3 separate regions of the Homo sapiens genome follow, and all the other regions are linked to region 3. Evidence: chromatin contacts called from ENCODE Hi-C or POLR2A ChIA-PET data. All regions are on one chromosome and are shown on one strand. The core of a region is the stretch at or near the end of the contact, and the rest is flanking DNA. Distances in the headings are between cores, read along the strand shown. Region 1 holds the start of LINC02595 (long intergenic non-protein coding RNA 2595). Region 2 has its middle 49 kb from the start of MIR221. Region 3 holds the start of MIR222HG (miR222/221 cluster host gene).

What was found. A loop is a pair of places that touch in the nucleus more often than their neighbours do. ChIA-PET counts read pairs that join two places held with the same protein, here RNA polymerase II (POLR2A). Pooled maps may share reads with other maps.
Region 1: a loop to region 3 is called in a map of CD4-positive, alpha-beta T cell, with 8 times the contacts of the local background. The contact joins the promoter of LINC02595 here to the promoter of MIR222HG in region 3. A Hi-C loop is called at or near these places in 10 of 168 maps with a recorded cell type or tissue (CD4-positive, alpha-beta T cell, CD4-positive, alpha-beta memory T cell, CD8-positive, alpha-beta T cell and 5 more), 11 of 37 single-sample maps with no recorded cell type and 15 of 50 pooled maps. POLR2A ChIA-PET finds 5 or more read pairs at or near these places in 13 of 52 experiments (CD4-positive, alpha-beta T cell, CD4-positive, alpha-beta memory T cell, MCF 10A and 8 more).
Region 2: a pooled map shows a loop between it and region 3 (2.1-fold over the local background). The contact joins the enhancer-like site here to the promoter of MIR222HG in region 3. A Hi-C loop is called at or near these places in 1 of 50 pooled maps. POLR2A ChIA-PET finds 5 or more read pairs at or near these places in 2 of 52 experiments (H1 and IMR-90).

What each region holds. Positions count from the first base shown.
Region 1 is chrX:45,849,578-45,853,861 of GRCh38, forward strand. LINC02595 (long intergenic non-protein coding RNA 2595) reads right to left here and starts at 1,913. Exons shown (of 3, transcript NR_125365.1): 1 at 1,777-1,913.
Region 2 is chrX:45,695,000-45,699,416 of GRCh38, forward strand. No RefSeq gene overlaps it. Among named protein-coding and RNA genes, the nearest start is that of MIR221, 49 kb to the right of the region's middle. Within about 2 kb of position 2,797, at least 3 of the 41 ENCODE cell types and tissues checked have a DNase peak (open chromatin) inside an H3K27ac peak, as active enhancers do; they include IMR-90, where a contact is called at or near this core.
Region 3 is chrX:45,768,314-45,772,986 of GRCh38, forward strand. MIR222HG (miR222/221 cluster host gene) reads right to left here and starts at 1,954. Exons shown (of 2, transcript NR_170290.1): 1 at 1,772-1,954; 2 at 1-1,639.

The DNA.
Region 1 (4,284 bases), core at 663-3,162, 81 kb after region 3:
CAAAAGACAAAAATGTTCTTTCTCCTCTGTGTTGAAAATTCCTAAGGCGTCCTTCTCCCCAATGGTATGATAAATTATTTGATTAGAAATTGAAACATATGTAAGTCTCAGATCATCAACTATACACCACTCTGAGCCGATCATTAAAGAGATGGAGTCGCAGAACTCAACTTACAGCCATTTCAAGACCTGTCGTTTAAAATTAAAAGAAAACTTCACCGCTTTGTTCATCTGTAATTCAGAATTCTGTAAATTGACACAAAGAAAGATCAGGGGCGATTCAGGCTAAGGTTACTTTACCACAAGGTTGTAAGATGTCTATTTAAAATAACAGTAATTCTAACCTGAACTACAGTTTTGTCCAATCCAAACAGCAGTTTGGTGGGGTATTTTCATCAAAATGCCCTATCCTTGATTTGAATATGAATGACTGCGGAAGGGTCTTTCTGAAACCCCACGGATTTTAATACAGGTAGGTCCTTTTTCCAAAAAAAAAAAAAAAAAAAAGTCAGGAAATGAACAAACAGGAATAAAAATTCATGAACAACTATCGGCAAATCCAAGCAGCCATGAGACGTGCGAGTGTGTGTGTGTGTGTGTGTGTGTGTGTGTGTGTGTGTGAGAGAGAGAGAGAGAGAGAGACAGAGACAGAGAGAGAGAGAGAGAGAAAGAGACAGAGAGAGACCGACCGACAGACACACACTGAGATTTCTGGAGTTAATTGCGAATAACCGCGCCGCGAAGCTTTTTTACCTCCTCCAAGTCCCACAGTCTACCTAGGACAAGTAAGCCCGGCTCCAGCACCTTAAGCCAAAGACACAAGCACCACCACCTCCACCCCCACTACCTAGGCGAGACAGCGCCAAAAGCCACCGAGCGTGCACGCCAGCCAGGCCCGCTACCCCGCAAACCCGGGAGCTTCTTTATCCCCAGCAGAGATCCGCCCCACTTACCAGTAATTTACTTTAACGCCTCGAAAGCATGATTTGGTTTACGGAATTGCAGCAAATAAAAGAAAATCAAGTCTCCTTGAGACACTGTCCTCCTCCTCCCTAGGACGCACATTCACACGGAACACTCTCCTTTCGCTCTCAACCCCGAACACGCTCTGGACTATCCCAAGAGGGTCTTTGGGGACCCGCCAGAGATCGATACTGCTCCCACGTGCCTCCATTAAACCCTTGTCCAAACATGCACAAGGCGCCAAGGGCATGTGCAGAATCAGCCCTCAGAGTAAGTTCAGCAAACCCATTCCCTACCCCCGAAAGCGCGAGGGAGCACCCTGACGCAAGCGCCGGCCCCGGCAGACAATACTCAAGCAACTCCAGCCTTCCGCGCACACGCCCCGACCGGTCCAGCCACCACTCTCTCCTCCCATGGTCCCTACAGTCTTCGGGCCGGGAGCAGGGGGCGTCCTGATGGTTGCTGGGTGTGGACTGTGAAGAGAAGGGCAACCTGCACACGCCACCGATACTGCGGGGCGGGTAGGAGATCGCAGTTTTCCAAAGCCCCACCGGTGTGCCCAGCTCCTCAGAAGGGGTGGGGTGGGGACAGTGGAACCGAGGGAGTGAACCCTAAGGGAGGCAGCTTTTCTGCACCTCTTTCCCACCTACCACAGCGCGCGCGCAGAAGCGCGCCCACCACGGGGCCGTGCACCTTCCTTCTGCCCCTGGACCTACCCAGCCCTCGCCCCCAAGCGCAGTGGCCTGGAAGAGCGGGCGTCCGGCCCGCGGTGGCCGGGGGAGCGGGCAGAGCGCCGCGCTCGGGGGTGCCCACCTGCGCGCAGGGTCGTCGCTGCTGCCGGTGCACCCGCCGCTGTTGCAGTCTCCAGCTGCAGGAGGAAGAGGCGCGGCGGCTGAGCCCCCGGACTCCACGCGCCTACTCGCGCCCCGGAGCGGTGGTCCTCATTTCCCTTCGTCCCGGCTGGCGAGCCACCCACCTCGCCCGCAGGTTCTGCCAGTCCCGCGGCCCGCCAGAGCCCAAGCTATCCTCTCCGCCCCTTTCCCGCCGCCCCGCGCTGCGCTGCGCTCCGCCCCCTGCCCGCCCATCCCCGCCGGGGCCCAGCCGGGGGCTGCGGGCGCCGCGCCTCGTGCCGCAGATTTCGGGTTCTTGGGTCTGTGGCGGTAGAAAGGGGATGGGGGGGACCAGGGGTGCGGCCCTGGGGTCCGCCCCCAACCCCGCTCTCCCAACCGGTTCCCCACTCCTGGGGCCCGCGGCGGCCGCCCGCGGCTAAGGGTGTGGGAACCGTGCACTCTGCCCCCGCTCTTCCGGCGTCTCCCCGCATGGCACCTTCCGTGGCCCAGAGGGTGCCTCGTGTCTTAGGGGGAGGGGGGTTGGTGAAGCAAGGTGGAGTGAGCCTGAGAGTGGAAGCGAAGAAATTACCATGTGAATTGCCAGGGGATGCAAGTTGCTGCCTGTGCCCTGTTTCTTCTACATTAACTACCTGGATGTGCTGCTTCCCTTGCTACAACCGCAGTAATATTCAGAAGCTTGAATATAAGATTTCCAAGTTAATTGGCTGTAGGGTGGTTGGGTTTTTTTTTTTTTAATGTAATGATGGCAGAAGACAACAGATTCACTCTTTTTAAAAAGTTACTTTACATATATGTACAATATATAAAGCCATATTTCTAATTTAAAAAATAGCAAAATGTAAATAACAGAACAGCTGTGTTTTACAGAAACAAATCCAGTGTGTATGTGTTATTTAAACCCACGGTAATTATATTAATTGGTTCGTTTTAAAGTGTATTTTAGGTATTTCTTAAAACGGACTCAGAATTTAGGGATTAGGAACCCCTGAGTTTTAATTTGGCTTTTTGTCATAGTTCTAAAATGTCAATTTCATGGAAATTACTAAATGAGGTTGTTTAGAAAAATGGGTTCTTTTTCTTCCAGGTTGGCAGCATTTTCAGATCTGGCAAAGGACAGAATTTTTTTTAAAGCCAAGAGATAATAAAATTCTCATTCATTTTCTGATGAGGGAATATCTGGTCTGGTAGCTTTTTCTTTGTTTCTCTCTTTGAGGCAAACTTCTTTTCTGTTTCTTCTTACACGTTTTTCTTCCAAAATTTCTCCTAAGTATAGGCAAAGTTATGGAAGCCGTGATTTTTGAGCCTTTGTTTTCTTAAAAGAGATGGAAAATTAATTATAATTCATTATCAATATCTATCCCAGGCTCATGATACTACATTTCACATTGATTAACCCTGTTTTTCAACTCTGCTTTTAGTAATTTCACCTAACACTTGAGAACCAAGAGTTTTTTAAGTTTCATCCTTATAAGAATGAAAGGCACACTTTAATTAACATTTTGAACCAAAATTAAATTCATTAAATTCACTAATGGAAAGTACGTTAGTACAGTATGTGTTGCTGGGTAAATGAGGACAATGTGGATGATAAACAGTTCTGAAGAAAAGACTCTGAAGCAAAGAAAACAATCCTTAGAAAAACTGATGATCCCCTTTTCAAGGAAAGGATGACAAATGCCAGTAATTATGCAAAGAATGACTCCTGCCTCTCTTTGCTTTGGTTTTGTGGCTAGGCCTGCATTTATCTCTCTTGATCATCATAATAAAAGTAAAGTAATTCAGCATTCCGGTGACACTGCTTAGTAAATTAGCAATTTGAAAATGCTTTTATTACCTAATTAATCCAAGCAAATGCCTTCGATAAATCCAGTTTTACTCTTAACATTTTTTGTGCCTCCAGAGAAACACTTGCATGAAATAAAAACAGCTAAGGCAAGCTCTAAAACAATTGCTAGCCAGATTCCTTGGGTGTGTGAGTGCAGCAATAGAGTTGATATTAAGTGACCTTTGGGTCTTAAATTATATATCAGATATTGGTTCTGAGTTGCTCACTGGCATCTTCTTGAGTGAGTTTCTGTGTGTTTGCTTTGCCGTTTATTCCCCAGAAGCATGCTTCATTTCTTCCTTTCTGCCTTACTGAATCTACCTTAGTCTAAATTATGTTCATTGAACTCTCACCAAAAAATCAGACCCTAATCCATAGCCCACTTGACAATCATCTTTGTCCTTCAAGTTTAGTCTCTTTTGAGGTCTTTGGTAAGAATCCAGCATGATTAAACATCCAAAATTGGAAAGAGTACTTCATTAGGCATGGTTCTAACTAAGAGATAACAACCAGATTTCTCAAAACAAAAGGGTGTGCCATTTGAATAAAAAGAAGAAAGAAATAAAAACAGCAAATCCATTTTGTTCAGGTCAAAACTAAGCCAACAAAATCACAATTGAAATCCTTTCTAAGCCTGAATTGTGC
Region 2 (4,417 bases), core at 1,547-4,046, 72 kb before region 3:
GTATTTATATATTTACATATTTATATGTATTTATATATTTACATATTTATATGTATTTATATTTATATGTATTTATTTATAAATCCATTTATAAATAGGAGATATATATATATATAAATCTCCATTTATATAGGAGATCTCCTATATAAATATATCTCCTATACAGAAGTCCAAGTAAGATAGAGACTCCCTCCTCAAGGAGGTATAATCTAAGCCCCCACATTCTGAGCGTGGGCCGTGCCTAGTTACTTATTTCCAGAGTATGAAAAGGGAGGGTAAAGTAATTTTATAATGGTGAAACCTGACAAACACTACCATAGTAGATCAAAGTCAACATCAACAGTGATAAATCACGTTGATTAATAGTATGCATCCTTGATATAATATGATGAGAAGTACTTTCTACCTCTATGCCCGTACTCCCAAAAACCTCCAGTCTAAACATGAGAAAAACTTTCTACAAAACACCTGAGCAAAACTTTTCTCAAAACTGTCAAGGTAATCAAAAACAAGGAAAGCCTGAGAAACTACCACAGATTAGAAGAAGCTAAGGAGATATGACTGAATGCCATGTGCTATCCTGGATGGAATCCTGGAATAGACAAGGAAAGCTAACGAAACCTGTATAAAGTAAAAGTATGGAGTTAAGTTAATAACAGTGTATCAATATTGGTTCCTTAGTTGTGACAAATATAATATAGCAATCGAAGTTGTTAACAATAGGGAAAATTGGTTTAGGGTCATACACAAACGCTATTATTTTTGCAACTTTTCTGTAAAGTTAAAAGTATTCTAAAATAAAAGGTGTATTTACATTAAAATAACAAAATAATTACAGAGATTTATTATAAGCCCTATGGAAAAAAATAAAACTGGGTAAGGAAGACTGGCTGTGGAGGGAGGGGCTGGGTTTTATTTTATAGATAGTGGTCAGGGAAGAGCTCTCTAAAGAGACATTTGAATAAGCATGAGTAGCAAGTCATGTAGACACCAGGTGGAAGAGCATGCCAGGAAGTGAAAACAGGAAAAGCAAAGGATGGAGGTGGGAGTTCAGGAAGGAGCCTACTGAAAATAGCTCAGGTGCAACAGAAAGAAGGTCTGAACCAGGGCAATGGTGGGAGGCAAGAAGGACAGGGAGCAGACTTGAGAAGTCCTTATTTCATGGACCAGGAAGAAGAAAAGAGGAATAGTCCGGAAAGAGAATGGCCCCCAGCACCATGCACAGCTATCATGCCATTGTGTGGCAATGCTCAGAGTTCTATGGCTTTGCACAGTTCCACATGGCTTCGCATGGTACTTATTGAATCAAGTCTTCACTGCAACCCTGGGGTTCTAGTCCACACTTCTAAGAATCAGGACATTGCACCTCAGGTTCAGATTTGTTCAACTCACATCTTGCAAAAGCAAACTGGAGACTTGAAACTAGGCTTTCTGACTATGTATCCTCTGATTCTCCATCTTGCCCTCTGTCCTCCATACCTTCTATGACATTACCAGGGTATCATGGAGGAGGCTAAGACTGTGAATTGCAGAGTCTAGGAAGTTTGATGGAACAAAAGTCCACCCCTAAAACCCTGGGGGCAGGTCCTGGCCCAGTTTAAGCCTGACTCAGAGAGAGACTTTTAAAAAAAGTTGTATAAGTCCTGATATTAATAATGTTTCTTCATAACCTACATATAAAAGGTCAGAAGGACAGGTTTCTGCTACTATCAAGTCTAGACTTCTGGCCATCCTTTGCTATCCCAAATGGACCTCAGGGCCTCATGCCACACATTGTGTGTATGTGTGTGTGTGTGTGTGTGTGCGCACACATGCATGTGGCTGTATACCTCCTAAATTTCTCCATTGTGAAACATACAGTCCTCTTTCTCTTTTTCCAATATATACACATGTTCCTAGAGTCCCCAAGGGCTGTAACTGCTCCAAGCAATTTTTTCCAAGTCAAAAGCAGCTGGCTGTCTCTAAGTGATGAGCTGAGAGTGAAACCAACTTCAGGAAACCGTCAGGCTAAAGCAAGCCCTTCACAGCCCTCAGATCTTGAGGAGATAATGGTGGAGACTGGGAGCAGAGCAGAACCCCAAGCTCTCTATCTGAAGTCACTCTAAATCTATTTGATTATCAGAACATGTTATCATTAAATATTATCAGGTTTCAGAATCCTTAGGCCCCTGAAGCTGTTGGCCATGTCCCAAACCTAGTGTCACCCCTCCCCTCAGTCCTCCAAACCAGGATTTCTTCTCATCCCCTGAACCCCACCTTTGGCCATATCCTTCTGAAAGATTATATGGAGTGCCCTTTAGCATTCTGGAGACTTTCTGAGTATTGAGCTTTGCAAAAGAGAAACAAATCTTGAAGCAATGAGAAATTTGAGTGTGTGGAAAGATTTTTCTCAAGTATGTATTGGCCTCAATGAGGAAAATGCATGCTTATTAAAATGTTTAGTTGGTCATAATAATTTAATTTTTCTAACAATATAATTTAACTTGATCATTCTTCATTTATGTATAGATTTTTAGAGCAGTGTTCTCCTTCCTTCTCTTACTCTCTTTTCTCCTTTCTAAAAGATACATATTAATCTCTGGGCTTCATTGCCTCAAAAGTGGATTCAAGAACTTCTTCAACTGTTAAGTTACTCCCTGTTCCTGAAGGGAAATAATTGGAACATCACCATCTGCAGCCATCTTGGAGAAAGACATGATTTTGAAGGAAGGCATTCAATGAAATAACATTCTGATTTGAAGTTAAATTGTCCAAGAGCTAACTTCCTCGACAGCTCTGATTCAGGCCTCCTAAAATGTTGCACACTCTGACTCATGCTTCCTTCTGGAAATGACAAAATTTCCTCGCCACCCTGATCTAAGCCGTCTGTTCTTGGTCCTCCATGCTCTCAGGAAGGGATTGGGTCGTATGTTACATTTTTTCCATGGTGGGCAAGGAAACTCATCTTTTGTTTTTTCAAAGGGAGAAACATACACACGCGCGTGCACACACACACACACAAGAATGACACACTGAAAATTCTGAAAATTAATACCAGGCAGAGCACCCCCACCCTCCACACCCCTGGAAAATAAATGCTGTTTAAGAATTGTAGAAACAAAAGGGAGTTGATTTTTTAACCATTTATGCTCCAAATATTTTTTTAAATGTTCAATTTTCTAAAGAAAAAAATATGTAGTAACTTTACAAAGCTAACATGTTTTATTAGTTAAGGTGGTCTGAAAGAGCTTGGATTTTGTAGGTAACTAATAATCAGTGTTGAGCATCACTGATCCATTTCCCAGGGAGATTGCATTCCCTTTGTCTCTGAAGAGATGCTTGGGGGAAAAGCCATGTTGGGGAACAGAGGAGAGGAAAAGGAGGAATAAGGAGAGGAAGGGATGCAATTGACAACAATATTTTTGTGGTACTGAAATCTGTTCTAGACTGTCCCATAGCAGCCTCAAATATAAATACGTGCCAATCTGTATCTTATAATGTATAACCCAGTACTCATTAGAAACACTACTCACTGGAGTGAAAAAAAGCACCCAGAATATTAATTCAGTATAAAGATTTACCACATAGTAAATAAGGATTTATTCTGAGGATAAGAATTTTGAGACCAGAAGTTTAAGGATATTTTTCTATATTCTCAGCTATAATAAATTAAAATTTTGATAAATGCTATATATATAATGTGTATAAAGTGAAGAATGACTTGCATATATATTTACATAGCCTTACATTTGTCCTCTCAGAGTGTCTTCAAACATGAAGATTGAGAAGGAGAAAATTGCCTTACACATTCTATCTCTTTTACTTTCCTCACAACAAAGCTATGGGCATCAGTCTTGAGTTCTATTCTCAGCTCTGCTACTGGGTTATTATGGGCTAGTAATTTAATTGAAAATGGAAGAATGGATCAGATGATTCCCAAAGACCCTTCCAATTTGAAATTCTATGACCCGATGTTTTGTTTATCTCCATGGGATGTTTTCTGTTTTCAAAGAAGACGCTAAGATGTATTTCCTATTCCTGTTAACAGCTCTTGACTGTGAGCTGGGAACCCCAACGGCTCTGCCAAGCCCAAGTCCTAGGAGATAAGGCCTAGGAACAGGGTATTCACCTTCCCTACCCCATCTGGACCCCTCTCCACTGGCAGATCAGATGGCCCATGGCCTGAATCTGCTAGAGGTGTGGAGGTCTGCCAGGACCTAATGGCAGGATCCTTATGCTCATCCTTAATCACTATTAATTTGCGTTTCTTTCATATGACTTTATGAGTAAGTAAGAGAAGTCCCATTCATTCCACATGCATTTATGTGTGCGTGGTGTATGTATGCTTAAACCACTGTACTGAACACTGCGGATAGAACAAAGTTGGGTTTTCCTGAGCCCACTAGTAATTGTGCAATTGTGGTTTTGATTAGGGAGA
Region 3 (4,673 bases), core at 704-3,203:
GGACCTGCCCTTAAGAGCCGTGCTTATCTTGTCTTTCTATTTCTTTAAGAATAAATACTTATGCAAAAGTCTTGAGAGCTGCTAGTCTGAGAAAACTGATCTCAAAAGTTATCCAAGTATACAAGAGGGGGAAAAAACAATTAATATATCTCACTAGATTCATCTCCCTCCCCCACCCTCATCCCACTCCACTGCTAAGAGAGAGAAATTTCAGCACTGCTATCCTGTTTTATTATACATTTTCCCTTTTGAGTTAAGGATTTTAAGATTTTGAAAGTAACAGAACAGGAACCAAAAGTAGATTCAACTTCCAATTTGGCTTAAAAAGAAAGAAATAATTATTATTTCCTATATTACCCAAAACTTATTCTGTTAATAACAGTTATAATTATATATTCAAATTAATAAATGAAGATTGCTAAAATTGCCTATATACTTGTTAGCAGTTAAAGAAGAAAAATTTTTTCCATTTGCTTCTATAAGTAGACATCACATGATTACTTCTATTGACCAATAAGAAACTAGTAAAATCAGGCAGTCACCCACCATTCTTTTCTAATGTTCTTTTTCTTATTCTATTCAACCTTTTCAGTATATTCTTAAGAAGCCAAATCAAGAAATTAGACATTCATGCCTAAAATAAAATTGCGTTACCTTATACATCATGAACAGGAACCTGTTGTATATAACACGGGTATTCAAAGCTTTATTGTCTTTTTCTAGAACCCTTTAACATAAAGGCAGCTCAGATTCAAGATTAGAAAACTGAATTCAACAGGCAGGAACACGCATACGAAACCAGTAAGAACTACTAATCACGACCTCTCAAAATGTCATGAACCATATAGATAGAAATAACCCCCCTTTTGCTGTACTAATGTAATCCAATAGAACAAACTTAAAATTCGTGACACAAATGTAAGAAACAAAAAACAAAAATCTATTGCCATTGTAATCTACCCTTCCCAATCAGGAGAGGTGTTTCCGACGCATTACTTGAACTTTCATTTTGTACAACTTTCATCTTGTAAGGTTCTAACTAAATACTTGACATCTTAATGCAGAGGAAAGGAAAGGAGGGCAAGTAGACTAATTCTGAAAGCATCCCTTCAAATTTCATACATGCTATTCAGACTAAATGGAAATCTACATCCATGGAAAGTTAATGTCGCAATTCTACTAAACAGCCCATTCTGATTTTATGTTTCTCCTCCACTAACAAGAAAAAATAAAACAACCAAATCTAGCTGTATTACATATGTTTAGCTAAACTGATAGCACTCAGCTCATTTTTGTTAATTACCTGGCTTCTTCTCAGTCTTTATGCGGTATTCTCGTGCTGCTCTTTTTTAGAACTCCTCACTGTTTATGTGTTCTCTGTTCAACACAGTTGTTAGGGGTCTGTGAACAATTTTTCAATTCCCACACACGCATATGATATCTATTAGGGAGCAATGCCACTTTTCACTTACCAATTCTGGATAAAGGAGTATTTCCTGGTGACAGAATGCTGCTGCTTCCGTTCACTAAAACTCCCTCTTCGCAGCTTGATAAATCTGATTATAAAACGTCTTTGTTCCAGATCACACGAGGCGCTTTTCCTACAAAAGTTTTCTAAAGAGTTATCTGCATTTCATTCCTGTGACAAAACAAATCAGAACAAGGGGGGTGGGGGGGGGAACAGGGAATAAGTCCACACAAGTTCCTGGCAAAGATTTTAAGCTGCATTTTTCTGAGTTTAATCAGTAACCTATATTAAAGTGACAGTTACCAGTTCAGGAAGCCTAGAGTTTGATCAAGTCGGTCACAACCACTTTGAGAGTCTTCCACTGGTGTGCGGACTCCAAGAAAGCAGTCACTTGGTCATCTATCACATGTGGCTGAATCACTGGACAGACCACCCCCGCCCCACACACCCCCAGCCCCCGTTGAGCAGCAGCCCAGGCAGGAGAGTGGCCGGACGCCCGACCCAAGACCTCTTATAGGGACCCGCCAATTAGCTGCTGACCAATCGCAGCCAGCACCTAGTACCTAAGTCACATGATAGGGCAGTCCCTATGACTGCAGGATTTCTGAATTACTGGGGTTACACAAAGGACACTCATTCAGGAAAAGAGAAAAAAAGCCATAAGCCGAAACAGAAAACGCCCAGGCTGCGACAACTACGGCTTTAAAACAGGGAACACCCCAGCCTCACACAGACAGAGAAAGAGCCACAACCAAGCCAGGATGAAAATCAGAAGAATGTCTGGCACATATTAAAAAATAATCCCAAAGCAGACGCTGAGTTTACAAACCCACTTCAGCTATAAATCTACTCCTCCTTCCCCTTCCTCTATAGTCTCCAATAATTTTACATTCTAAACTTTTTTATTTTAAAAAGCTCCAGTGAGCCTCTGCAAAACCGCTGTAAGAAAATGTGCGAGACACATGAGCCTCTCTTCCCATCCCCTCAAAATACCCCTGAAGGAGATTCAAATTGGCCATGAAAAGATTCCTAAGTGAAATACATTTCTTTTAAAATAGTTAAATAAATTAAGTGAAATTAAACATTGCCAGAACAGATTCGTATGGTAACTAACAAATCATCTCTCTCTCAATCATTTTAAACTGTACACATCAAGGACACTCTTGTTAAGTAAACGAGCCCACTTTGTGAACTAGATACCCATTTATTTTTATTTGAATGCCCCCAATTTGTCTCTTAAACACCTTTTATGTTTAGGAAGAAATTCAACTGCGAACACCCCTACCATTGCTCCGACCTCCAAAAATGGTACTTACAAATGTTCCTTGTTTGGATCTGTCGACTTCTTCTCCCCTCCCCCGACATTTGGAGTCAAAATATGGGCTCAACCTCATCCTTCAAACCTAAAGGCCCTATTTTGATCGTGCAAGACTGCAACAGCTCCTTCTCCCAGGCAAGCCCAGAACACTGTGCCGCTTGCCATTCCCAATTTATGGAAGGAAGTGTATGTCAAACAAACCAGGTGATGACTCAGACTGCCTCCTCCAGCCACGTTTTCCCTAGAATGGGAGGGTAGTTTAAGTGCAGCCCATTTGGATGTGACTCAGTTTTATTAGACTGGTGGCTGTAGCTAAGCTGACAAGCTCACATTTTTTTTAAATAACTTGTACATTTAGAGATCAGGACGCACATTCCAACTGGTTTCAAGAATTGAATCATGTAAACAGGAGAGATGCAAGATTATTTTTAAGGTATGGCAACGCTCTGGCTCTGTTCCCTAATATTTTAAATTTCAGAACTGTGCACTGAAATTTTTACAATGGAGGCAACCAAACGTTTTAATTCACACAAGAGTAGCAAACAGGTTTTCTACATTTAGGTTTACTTGAGGTCTTTACCATGAGGGACTTGGACTCCTTCCATCCTGAAGATTCAAGTCTCTAAGTCTGGGGCCCGCGCGGCGGGTTCTTCAGGAAGTGGTTGGGAGCATGAGAGCCATGTTGCAGCTTTCACTTTTGCATTTACTGCAATTCACACTCTAAGCTGAGCTAGTCACACACAGCACACACGTAATACAATCACATCACCAAAAAATCTGTACAGTCCTTTAGTCTCGACCTGCCTAAAAGCTGTGAAATAAAAACTTGAAAACCACCAGTGAAAATTCCAATTAAATATACTGACATGCCCTAGTAGTCTTCCTCTTCAGTAAAAACTTCACTACCAAGATGGGAGTGGCATTACATGGAGTAAATTGTTCCCAGGTATTATGTAGACAGGAAGAATACAGTAATAAGAAGGGCAATTCCCCACATGAAAAATCTGGAAGGCTTGGGCTGAGCAATTTAACTACAGTTATCTCTTTTCAGCATACTTCCTTTAACCTTCAGCAAAGTCAGCAACTGCTCTGACTAAGGCTTGGCATTTATTGTTGATTATGCCTTGATGGATAACTAGTTTTATTACAATACAGGAAATACATCCAACATTTGAAACACAGAAAAATGTTCAGATGTCTAATTTTCAGATTGGTAGATGAGAGCACAGAAAAGGTATACACACTGAAACCATGTATAACAGTTAATTCAGGAGTTGATTATTCACTTTATAAAAAGACTTCCTGCAGGGTTTTACTGGAATAAACACTACATTCAATTTACATACAGAATTAATTTTCAGAAATTAAAATCACACGAAACTATTTCGAGAGCACTTCCAAATTACACTTTTGAATTCTACTTTAACCATGTGTATGTATTTCTCAGTTATTAAAACTTATTCATACTTCAGTAGTAATGTATTAAGTTTTATTGGCTTAAAGACAGTTACCTTGCTAAGATACAGAACATAAAGTCTATAATTATATGGCTTTCAGTGGAAATAAACACAGGCTATGAAAATAGAATGTGAATAAAATGGAACATCTAAAACTCTGGCATCTAAAAGGACCTATGACATCTCTGAGGAGTCTAGCTTCTGGAGTCAGACTTGCTGGGATTTGACTTCTGGTTCTGCTGTTCCTAGCTGTGGCACCTGGATTAAAAAATGATTCTATGTTAAGTGCTGAGAACAGTGTCTGACAGAGAACTCTGGAGTCATACACATTTCAGTCATTCCCTAAGTAACACTTCTGAATGAGAAAAATATGATTCCATAACTTTTTAAAAAAAGAATCACTAGTAACTATTTTACTAATGTTGACAAA